2 separate regions of the Homo sapiens genome follow, and region 1 is linked to region 2. A link is a contact called in ENCODE Hi-C or POLR2A ChIA-PET data. All regions are on one chromosome and are shown on one strand. The core of a region is the stretch at or near the end of the contact, and the rest is flanking DNA. Distances in the headings are between cores, read along the strand shown.

The links. Hi-C counts contacts between places; a loop is a spot of excess contacts on that map. ChIA-PET counts read pairs that join two places held with the same protein, here RNA polymerase II (POLR2A). Pooled maps may share reads with other maps.
Region 1: a loop to region 2 is called in a pooled map, with 2.4 times the contacts of the local background. The contact joins two enhancer-like sites. A Hi-C loop is called at or near these places in 1 of 168 maps with a recorded cell type or tissue (naive thymus-derived CD4-positive, alpha-beta T cell) and 9 of 50 pooled maps. POLR2A ChIA-PET finds 5 or more read pairs at or near these places in 1 of 52 experiments (activated T-cell).

Annotation. Positions count from the first base shown.
Region 1 is chr1:203,589,284-203,594,775 of GRCh38, forward strand. No RefSeq gene overlaps it. Among named protein-coding and RNA genes, the nearest start is that of ATP2B4, 35 kb to the right of the region's middle. RefSeq lists a silencer at 4,444-4,593. Within about 2 kb of position 3,133, at least 5 of the 41 ENCODE cell types and tissues checked have a DNase peak (open chromatin) inside an H3K27ac peak, as active enhancers do.
Region 2 is chr1:203,265,537-203,270,737 of GRCh38, forward strand. LOC124904486 (a long non-coding RNA gene) reads right to left here. Exons shown (of 2, transcript XR_007066798.1): 2 at 1,578-5,201. Among named protein-coding and RNA genes, the nearest start is that of LINC01353, 19 kb to the right of the region's middle. Within about 2 kb of position 1,940, at least 35 of the 41 ENCODE cell types and tissues checked have a DNase peak (open chromatin) inside an H3K27ac peak, as active enhancers do.

The DNA of each region.
Region 1 (5,492 bases), core at 1,883-4,382, 320 kb after region 2:
GTCCCCAGCCTAGTCAGAGAGGAGAAAGGACTTTATCCTGATCCACTCTGGGCCTGGAGCTCTCTGTAGCCAATTTGTGGCATTACTGAGGAGAAAGATGCATTTGGGATCAGCCCACATCCCAGCCCCTGCTCGGCAGGAGGGCTGATGGGGCCTCAGGCTGTGAAAGAGAAAGTCTGAAAATGGCAGAAAGAGGCTGTTAATAAAAACAGGAGGGGTGTGGCTCAGGGGCTTGTGTACATAACACATTCATTCATGCAGATTCACAAAAGCCCATCTTTTTTCAGATACGAAGATACACACTCATAAAAGCAGAGACGCACTTTAAGATCCTGATATGTGTTTCCTCCCTACCTTATCCCCAACATATATAATAAAGTCATGAAATCACACAATACCTTCCAACCTTGCTCTCCCTCCCACAGAGTGGAGTTCTCCCAGAAAGCAATGTAGCCTGGGCCCAGAGCTTGGGGAGTAACTAACACCATTTGCATTTTTCCCAGGAAATGGGAAGAGCTGGTGTGGCATGTGGCAGCCCAAGCCCTCACACATCCCACTGACTGACATTTTGACATCCTTGAATTTGGCCGGGCTGCTCTGCGGAGACAAATCTTCCCCCTGTCCCTTCCCAGACAATCTCACTTCATTCTGACGGCTCTTGGCCCTAGCCTGTCAAACTAGGTCCTTGGTCCCTGAACACAGCACAACATGGGTACCTTCACACTAGCCCCGCTTCAAGAGGAACCAGATCACTCTTCTCTGTCTCAGTACTCTCCCAACACCAGCCCCCCACCGCTTCTCTTTTTAAGAGACAGGAAGGGCTGGGCACGGTGGCTTGCACCTGTAATCCCAGCACTTTGGGAGGTCTCAGTGGGTGGATTACAAGGTCAGGAGTTCGAGACCAGCCTGGCCAAGATGGTGAAACCCCGTCTTTACTTAAAAAAAAATATACAAAAAATATTAGCTGGGCGTGGTGGCGCATGCTATAATCCCAGCTACTCAGGAGGCTGAGGCAGGAGAATTGCTTGAACCTGGGAGGCAGAGGTTGCAGTGAGCCACTATCGCCCCACTATACTCCAGCCTGGGTGACAGAGCGAGACTCCGTCTCAAAAAAAAAAGAGACAGGATCTTGCTCTGTTGCCCAGGCTGGAGTGCAGTGGTGAGATCACAGCTCACTGCAGCCTCAACCTCCTGGGCTCAAGAAATCCTCCCACCTCAGCCTCCCATGTAGCTCGGACTAGAGGTGCATGCCACCATGCCTGGCTAACCAGCACCTCTCTTTTCAGTCCCTGCCCCATATTCACTCCCTTCAAGAAGTCTTCTCTAATTAAATCTGTTTTGTTCTAAATGATCTGGCTTCTCGGCACTCAGTAAGAAAATTGCTTTCTGTTTATTGCTTGTTGTCTGAGCTGTGTCAGGTCTGACTCATGAGCGTGCCATCTCCCCTACTAGATAAAGGCTTGTTGATCCTCCAAACAGCATCCCCTCCCTTCAGGGTCTGGTAGAATTCTGCCCTCAGGGTGGACTCAACAAAAGGAGTGCCCTCACATGACATAATTGTTAAGGTTTCAAGGCTGTTGGTTTGCAGAGGATCCTGATGGAGACCAGTGGCCTTAAGAAATAGGAGCAATGACATAGAGCTGGAGCCATTTGGGTTCCAGAGCTGAGAGCCCTTCCCAGAAATGACTGTCTAATGATTAGCATGGCTTGAGTAGAGAGCAGCCCCTCATCTGGTTTCAAAGGCAGAATATGCCTCCTGCTTATTTCCTTGAATTCCCTAGAAGAGTCTCCTATGCCAGGGAGAGTGTGGGACAGAGCCAGCCAGGTGAGAGTGCAGGGGAGGCCCTGGAAGGCAGGAGCCAGAGGCAGAGGAACAGAGGGAAGAAGGGGGAGGAAGATGACAGAAAGAAAGTGGGCTTGGGAAAAAGAGTCATAACAAAGGAAGAGAAACGGAAAGGGAAGAAAGATAAAAACTGACAAGAAAAATAAAGGAGGCTGGGCGTGGTGGCTCACATCCATAATCCTAGTGCTTTGGGAGGCCGAAGCGGGAGGAGGAGGATCGCTTGAGGCCAGGAGTTCAAAAGCAGAGAGAGGAATTGGGGGGCGGAGGGGATGGGGGTGATGGTGTGGGGAAAGAGAGAGAGACATTTTCTTACGGAAATTCTTAGTCTGGTCTAAGTCCTAAGTCCTTCATAAGGGCATTTGTTTTGGGAAGAGAGGAATGAGCAAGGAAAAGAGGATAGTGGAAAGGTTCTCTGGAGCCTGCTTCTCTCCCGAAGGCCTGATTTCCCCCAAAAGGCAACAGACATCTCTTCCCTGACTGATGGCTCAGACAGTGGGGTCTGTGAGGAGGGTGGAAGGAGCAGGAACTATCCAACCAGAGCATAGAACACTGAGCAGGACATCAGGGCCATTGTCCAGACCCCAAAGCCAGTGGTCTCCCTCCTGACACAGTCAGGACTTGTTAGCTGAACAAGGGAAAGAATGCCTTCTCCCTGACAAAGCTGGAGGAAGGGCTGGAAGCAGGATGGGGCCTGGGTTGTGTTGGCATCTTGGGAATCTCTCTTTAAAATTTCAGAGTTAGACCAGAGCAGCACCTTGTCCGGTAGATTACTGAAGTCTTGCCTAGAGGCTGGGGGAAGGAAGACAGGACCTCTACAGGTCACTAGGTACAAATGTATTATAAACGATTCAGACATACAAAGAGATACAAAGAATAGCATTAATGAGTGTGAAGCCCTGCTTAAGTAAACCACTGCTGCCACCCCCGAAGGTCCTGCTTATGCTCCTCTTCCTCCCCAGGTGACCGCTATTCTGAACTTGGCATTTATCCCTCTTGGGGAATTCTCTACCCTAGGATTCCTGCCTCTCCTCTGTTAGCCTCTGGCATCCCCCCAGCTCCCTCACATCAGGACTCCATTCATCCAGTGCTGCCTGATCGGGCTCCCCCTCCTGCCTGGCCTCTCTCTCCCTGCCGGGATGGCTGAGTAGACAATCAATATTTATGTGAAGCCACCAGGCCTAGCTTCCACAGGGAGGCCCAGCAGACAGAGGCAGAGAGTTGCCATCCCCAGCGTGGGCGGGTTTCAACTCAGACACAAAGCAAGTGAGGAGCCGTGCCGGGCCCAGGTGCCTGGCGTCTCTGGCTGGGCTGAGGCTTACAGGAGCCGGGAGCTGGCCAGACCCTGAGACTCCAGCCCTCATGCCTGGGGCCTCACATCTCATTCTGACAGCTCCTCCCATTCCTGCCTGAGGTTCATAGCTCTTGCCTGTTGACTCTGGTGATTGACCAGGTGAAATCCCTAAGTAAGGCTGGGGGATGGGGTGGGGGGCAGGGAAGTTGGGGGCTGGGAGGAGAATAAGAAGCAACTTATTCACTCCCAGGGTACAAGGCAGCACCACAGCTGTCTGGCTGGTGGGGACTTTGGAGAGCAGTCTATTTGCATTCCAGGGCTCCAGGCCACCCACCAGCAGCCCCCTCCTCTCCAGATGTTTATACATCATGTTCCTGGAGACCCTGCTCTCCAGCATTCTACCTGGGTCACCCCTCCTCTTCTCAGAGTGGCCTCTTGCTTCTGGTCCAGGTTCCGTCTTCCTCAGGAAGTCTCTCTTGGTTAAGCCTCCCTGGCTCTTACTACTTATCCCCCTACATTCCGTCCATTCTCACATGATCAACTGGCACAATGGTCATTTCCTCTTATGAAATTTCAGCCTGTGTGCTGTGAAGTAGCTTTCCTTCCTCTACAAGCTTCTGGATAGCAGGGACCATGGCTGATCCATCTTGGGCGTCTCTCGCAGCCCTTTTCACAAGTGGCTCCGTAAGTGCTAAAGGACCAAATGACCTCTGAAGGTTTCTCAAGAATGGGGCTGCTCATGTCTTATCTTTTCTTGGAGCCAATAAAGGCATACCCATTCTTGATTGTTGAGTGAGTGGAGAAAACTCCCAGAAAAATCACTGCAGCTGACCACTCAATCTCCTTTTCCCACACACTGCTCACCTGCCCACCCCTAGGCCCCCCAAGCAGCAGAAGCACCCACCATGCTGGCATCACGCCGCTATGAAGCCCCTGGCTGATCTTGTTTGGGTTTCAGGAGACTGGTTTGAGGGCTTCTGTACTCATTTATCAGTCTCCACAATGTTTGTAAAAACCACCCAGAATGACAAAGGCAAGATTTCTGCAGCTTTCCTGCTTCCACACTCACAGTTTTACCAGATATTTGATCTTCACAGGTGGATCTCTATTATACAGGTGAGGAAACTGAGGCTTACAGATGGAGCAATTGATCTGGAGCTCCCAGTGTGGACGCAGGTCTTCTGACTCTAGTCTACCACACTGCCCCGACACCGCTCAGCCCCTCTCACCCTCTGACATAGCTCTCACAAACCATCACAGGAAAGGTATCTCCGCCTTTGGGCTGGATACAAAGGTCTTTGAAGATGATTCAAAGCTGGATGCAAGAAAGGAGAAGACTGAGAAGGTCTTTAGGTCTGTGCAGGGCCGCGGCTGCCCTTGGGGTTTCTTGCCACCAGGTGGGGCATAGCAGTTCCTAATAGAGGCCAACTCTGTCAGGCAAGAGGGTTGCCACTAGTGAGCCAGTGATCTTTGCCTGGTGATCTCCACACTTCCTTCCATCCACCAGTAACTAGGACAACGTCATAGACGGTCAAGCAGCACAGATACACTCTGGGAGGCCCTGAGGCCTTCAAGAATCAGCAAGGCCTCCCTAAGCTTAGTCAGACATGAGCAACACTCAGGCTTTCCTTCCCTTGGGTTTTTCCAGGGACCAGGTGGTTACAGCTGCCACATTCTGAGGACTTAGCACAGAGCCCCTCTGCTAAGCACACACCTACATCATCATATAACTTCCTCACTAAAAGAATTCATGAGGAAAGTGTATCCTTGTTTACAAATGAGCCAGTGGGGGCCAGGCACGATGGCTCATGCCTGTAATCTCAGCACTTCGGGAGGCCGAGGCGGGTGGATCACCTGAAGTCAGGAGTTCGAGACAAGCCTGGCTAACATGGTAAAACCCTGTTTCTACTAAAAATATAAAAATTAGCTGGGTGTGGTGGGGTGGCACGTGCCTGTGATCCCAGCTACTCAGGAGGCTGAGGCAGGAGAATGCTTGAACCCGAGAGGCAGACGCTGCAATGAGCCAAGATTGTGCTATGGGTGACAAGGCAAGACTCCGACTCAAAAAAAAAAAAAAGGAGCCAATGGGACACAACAAGGTTAAGTAACTTGTCTGAAGACTTGTAGCTAGTGAGTGGCAGTGTACCCAGGTCTTTCTTGTGTGTGTGTGTGTGTGTGTGTGTGTGTGTGTGTGTGTGTGTTTTGAGACAGAGTTTCGCTCTTGCTGCCCAGGCTGGAGTGCAATGGAGTGATCTAGGCTCACTGCAACCTCTACCTCCTGAATTCAATTGATTCTCCTGCCTCAGCCTCCCGAATAGCTGGGATTACAGGCACACACCACCACGCTCGGCTAATTTT
Region 2 (5,201 bases), core at 690-3,189:
CTATATTAATCCATTTTTTTCTTACTCTTTCTCTCTAGGTTCTTGGGAATTTTCCATTCAGCTTTTATTCTATTAGCGGATGGATAACTTTTATTTATTTTTTATCTTTTTATTTTTGAGACAGGTTCTTTCCCTGTTGCCCAGGCTGGAGTGCAGTGACTCAATTTTGGCTCACTGCAGGCTTGACTTCCTGGGCTCAAACCTCCGAGGACTGGGACTACCAGCTTGGCACGCACCATCTTGCCCGGCAACTTATCTTTTTTGTAGAGATGATGGGGGTGGGGGGTGGTTCTCAATATGTTGCCCAGGCTGGTCTCAAACTCCTGGGCTCAAGCAATCCTCCCACCTTGGCCTTCCAAAATGCTGGGATTATAGGGGTGAACTACTGCACCTGGCTGATACCTTTTATTTTTAAAATCTCTTAACTTCCTTTTTTTTTTTTTTAGATGGAGTCTCGCTCTGTCGCCCAGGCTGGAGTGCAGTGGCATGCTTTCGGCTCACTGCAACCTCCGCATCCCAGGTTCAAGTGATTCTCCTGTCTCAGCCTTCCAAGTAGCTGGGATTACAGGCGTACGCTGCCACGCCTGGCTAATTTTTTTTTAATTTTTTAGTATTTATTGATCATTCTTGGGTGTTTCTCGGAGAGGGGGATTTGGCAGGGACATAGGACAATAGTGGAGAGAAGGTCAGCAGATAAACATGTGAACAAAGGTCTCTGGTTTTCCTAGGCAGAGGACCCTGCGGCCTTCCGCAGTGTTTGTGTCCCTGGGTGCTTGAGATTAGGGAGTGGTGATGACTCTTAACCAGCATGCTGCCTTCAAGCATCTGTTTAACAAAGCACATCTTGCACCGCCCTTAATCCATTTAACCCTGAGTTGACACACCACATGTTTCAGAGAGCACCGGGTTGGGGGTAAGGTTATAGATTAACAGCATCCCAAGGCAGAAGAATTTTTCTTAGTACAGAACAAAATGGAGTCTCCTATGTCTACTTCTTTCTACACAGACACAGTAACAATCTGATCTCTCTTTTTCCCCACATTTCCCCCTTTTCTATTCGACAAAACCGCCATCGTCATCATGGCCCATTCTCAATGAGCTGTTGGGTACACCTCCCAGACGGGGTGGCAGCTGAGCAGAGGGGCTCCTCACTTCCCAGACGTGGCGGCCCGGCAGAGGGGCCCCCCACCCCCCAGACGGGGCGGCCGGGCAGAGGAGCCCCCCACCTCCCAGATGGGGCGGCTGCCGGGCGGGGGCGCCCCCCCATCTCCCAGAAGGGGCGGCTGGCCCGGGTAATTTTTTGTATTTTAGTAGAGACGGGGTTTCACCGTGTGGCGTAGGCTGGTCTCGAACTGGTGAGCTGAGGCCATCTGCCCGCCTTGGCCTCCCAAAGTGCTGGGATTACAGGCGTGAGCCACCGCGCCCGGCCTAAATGTCTTAACATCAAGAATAAGGCCATATCGATCAATAAGATACATGCATACTATTTTGCCACCTCTCACTTTTTATTAATAGTATACTCTTTCTTTGCTACCTCCCAGTTTTTGTCAAAGTAAATTGTGATACAAAAACCCCAATTTATAATCATGAAATATTTATTATATTTAATTTTAATAATAATGATTAGTTTCATATTATATTAATTATAATTATTTCGTTCATTTAGTTTTATTGATTTGATTGTTCTTTGCCTTTTCTTTTACATTTTTTCTGTTGAATTATTTATTTTGATTCGTTTCTTAGCTGGCAGGACTATGTCCTCAAGTACTATTTTTCAAAAAGGGCTTATAGAAGAGCTCTCCCATCCTCAGTGGAGTTGGCTAACATCCTGTACCAGTTACCAGTTTATTACTCTCTGGCTCCAAACGTTTCTCCCTTGCCAGCGGGCACAGTGTTAAACTGTGTCAGTAGAGGGCGCTAGAGGACAGAGAGAAGAAGAGACTTCTCTTGCGGTTTCTTTAAGCTTTCCTTCCTACTTGCTTTCGGGACTCTGAACCCCCGGGGTTCTCAGCTCAGTTTCAGGGCACTTCCGCAGGCATCTTCACGGCTAGTTCTGTGGGTGTCCCACTTAGTTTCCCAGTGGCGAGTTCAGCCGCACCGTCTTGGGTGGATTCCTGGTGGAGCCGACTTGACCCAGCCAGTTTCCTGCGAAGTCCCGCATGCGCACTTCCCCGGGGGCAGCTTCCCAGCAAGTTCTGCGTGAGTCCTAGGTGGCTTTGCCATGAGTTCAGCGCATCCCCCAACAGCAACTTCCGGAGGAATTTTGTGGGCACCCCAGCAGGGGGCTTCCAGCCCCTGAGCCGTGGCCTGCCGTTCTCTTCCCCACAATGTTCGCTCTCTTGACTGTGGCCCGGTTCTGTCCAGGGACAACCCAGAGAACTCTTCTGCCCTCAATGGGCTGCAACGCACTTTCTCCAGCAAGGACTGAACCCCAGTCTCGGAGAGCTAGGCTTCTTCACGTTCGTTCTTTCTTTTTGGGTTCTCCCCCACCCCTGCGAGATCATCTAACATTCCTCTTTATTCCCACTGCACCATTAATTTCTATCCTGACTGATTCACAACCCCGAGTTCCGAAGCAAGGGCAAGCTGTGGGGCGCTTCTTGCCGTCTCTACTCAAAACGGAAAAAGCTGGCCAGGCGCGGTGGCTCACGTCTGTAATCCCAGCACTTTGGGAGACTGAGACAGGAGGATCGCTTGAGCCCAGGAGTTCAAGATCAGTCTGGACAACGTAAGGAGACCCTGTCTCTTCAAATATATATATATATATATATATATATATATATACACACACACACACACACATATACATATGTGTATATATACATATATATGTGTGTATATATATACACATATATGTGTGTGTATATATGTATATATGTATATAATTATATATGTATATATGTGTATATATACGTATATAATTATATATACACACATATATGTGTATATATGTAAAATTAGCCAGGCATGGTGGTACGTACCTATGGTCTCAGCTACTCAGGAGGCTGAGGCAGGAGGATCGCCTGAGCCCTGGGGTGTTGAGGCTGTGGTGAGCTGTGATGGTGCCACTGCACTCCAGCCTGGGGCAGGGACTGAGACCCCATCTCAAAAAATAAAAATAAAAAGAATGGAAAGAACCAATGAAATCTTGATGCTATTAACACCTCTGAATATTTCACTGGTTTCTAGAATCCACACAAAACAGGAATCCTACAGAATGATGGCTTGCAGAGGACATTGTAACAGGGCAGTCAAACCAGTTGGAGAAGTGTGCTCTGTCCTATAAAAACGTGCTCCTTCCTGACGTCTACCCCATGTTGGTGGGCCCATGATCTCCTCCTAGACCTCTCAGCTGAAATCAGTCCTGTCCCTGTGTTTGGTGTCCTTCATACCCTCTCGTGGCTGCCTCCCTGCCACGGCCCTGGCTCAGGCCCTGGTCACCTTGCCTAGGGTAGTGGCTTCCCTGGGAATGCCATCTCCACTCAATACTCCTTCTGGTGCTAGAGTGCCCTGCTCAAGGCCTCACCTCCCACGAAGCTTCCTGAACAGCTTAACTCACTGTTTCTTCCTGTTCTGCCCTCTCCTATTATCTGTGCAAATCTGAAGGCACTTTCTGCTCTGTCATGTACCTGATCTTTCCTGCCAGCCTAGACTGCTTTGATGAAAACTGCATCAGATAGCAGAGGAAACACTTATTTGTATGGAAGTGGCGTCCTCTGCTGGTAGAAGTATGTAATGACTGGAACTTTTCCCTAGCTGTGTAAAGGACCCTCACTGCCCAAAGCTGAGACAACCAGTGATACCCAAGGAAACCCAGCTGCCCTTCTCTCTGCCCACCCCAGTCCCTAAGCATGTAAAATTCAATCCACTGACTCACTCACCAGATTTCCACACCTCACTATTACACTAAGATGTTCCTGATGCTCCAGTCTCATGGATAATGGCAATCTTTAACATTAATTGGATATGCACTGTATATGCCAGGCACTGGGCTAATCTCTTCATCTGTATTATATTATTTAACCCTCATAGCAACTTTGTACGGCAGACAAGTGGACCAGATTCCTTAAAAGCAGAGCCTGGGACAGATTTCATGCATATCTTCTTCTGTTGGGGAAGAACCCTCAGAAGAAAGAAAAGGAAGGAGAGTGGGGTGGGGAAGGAGGGAGCCAGGCTGTGGTGTCAGCTGTGGCTGAGCTGCGGCCTGATTTCATGGGGATCCCTGAAGCATGTGCTACACCAGAGTTCATCTTGTCTTGAGGTCGGGGACTGGCCTTTCCTGCCCCTGTGTCAGACAAGCATCGGCTGCAAGCCCCAAGTAAGGCAGCTTCCATTCCCGGGGAAGTCTCTGCAGAGGGAATAACTGTGAACTGTTACCAGCCAAACCTCACAGCAGCCGGTGGGCAGGGATGGAGGGTTGCACCAGACCAGTAAAGGGGATTTGGCTGGGCACTAATAGCAACCATGGTACTGTTATTTCTACTGTACAAATGCAGAATTATAATCTTCCAGGTTTGTAGATACTTTATAGATTTTGAGTGTTTTCATATTCATTACCTCATTCAATGTTACAGTAAGCTTGAGAGGTAGTGATCATGATCCCCACTTTATGAATGAGAGTGAGAAGTGGGAGACTTCCTCAGGATTGTCCAGCCAATAAATACCTTCTCTGTTTATAAATAGCGTCTTCTCAGATACATAGGCAGCTGTATTGGGTCCCAGTCCAACCTCTTCCCTGTGACATTCAGGCTCTGGTCGTTTACCAAGGATCTTACAGCCCTTTTAACTCAAAAGAGCCATGAAGCTGGCAACCTTCCTTGCTGAGACTAGGTACGAGGATACACCTCCTATCAGGTGAGGCCTTACCTTGCCTGCCTGACACTTTGCTGGGCTCAGAATGCTTCTCCAAATTCCCCCATGGAAAGAAGACACCCGGGCACTTCTCACCTGCTCCTGCTTCTGCAGTTCCCTTGGCAGTTTCCTTAGAGGTGTCCCAGCAAGCTAGAGTCTGTCAGAGGACATTGAGGGCCAGGCCAGAGAAGTTTAGAAAGAGTCCCAGGACTACCTGAGCACTGCCTTCACCTGCCACAGGGGTAGCTGTGCAGCCAGTCTTGTGGCAGAGGCTGGGGTTTCCTGGATCTTAGAAGTGTCACCTCTTCCACCCTCTCAGGGCCCTGGACTTTCGCCCTCAAGCTGCCTCT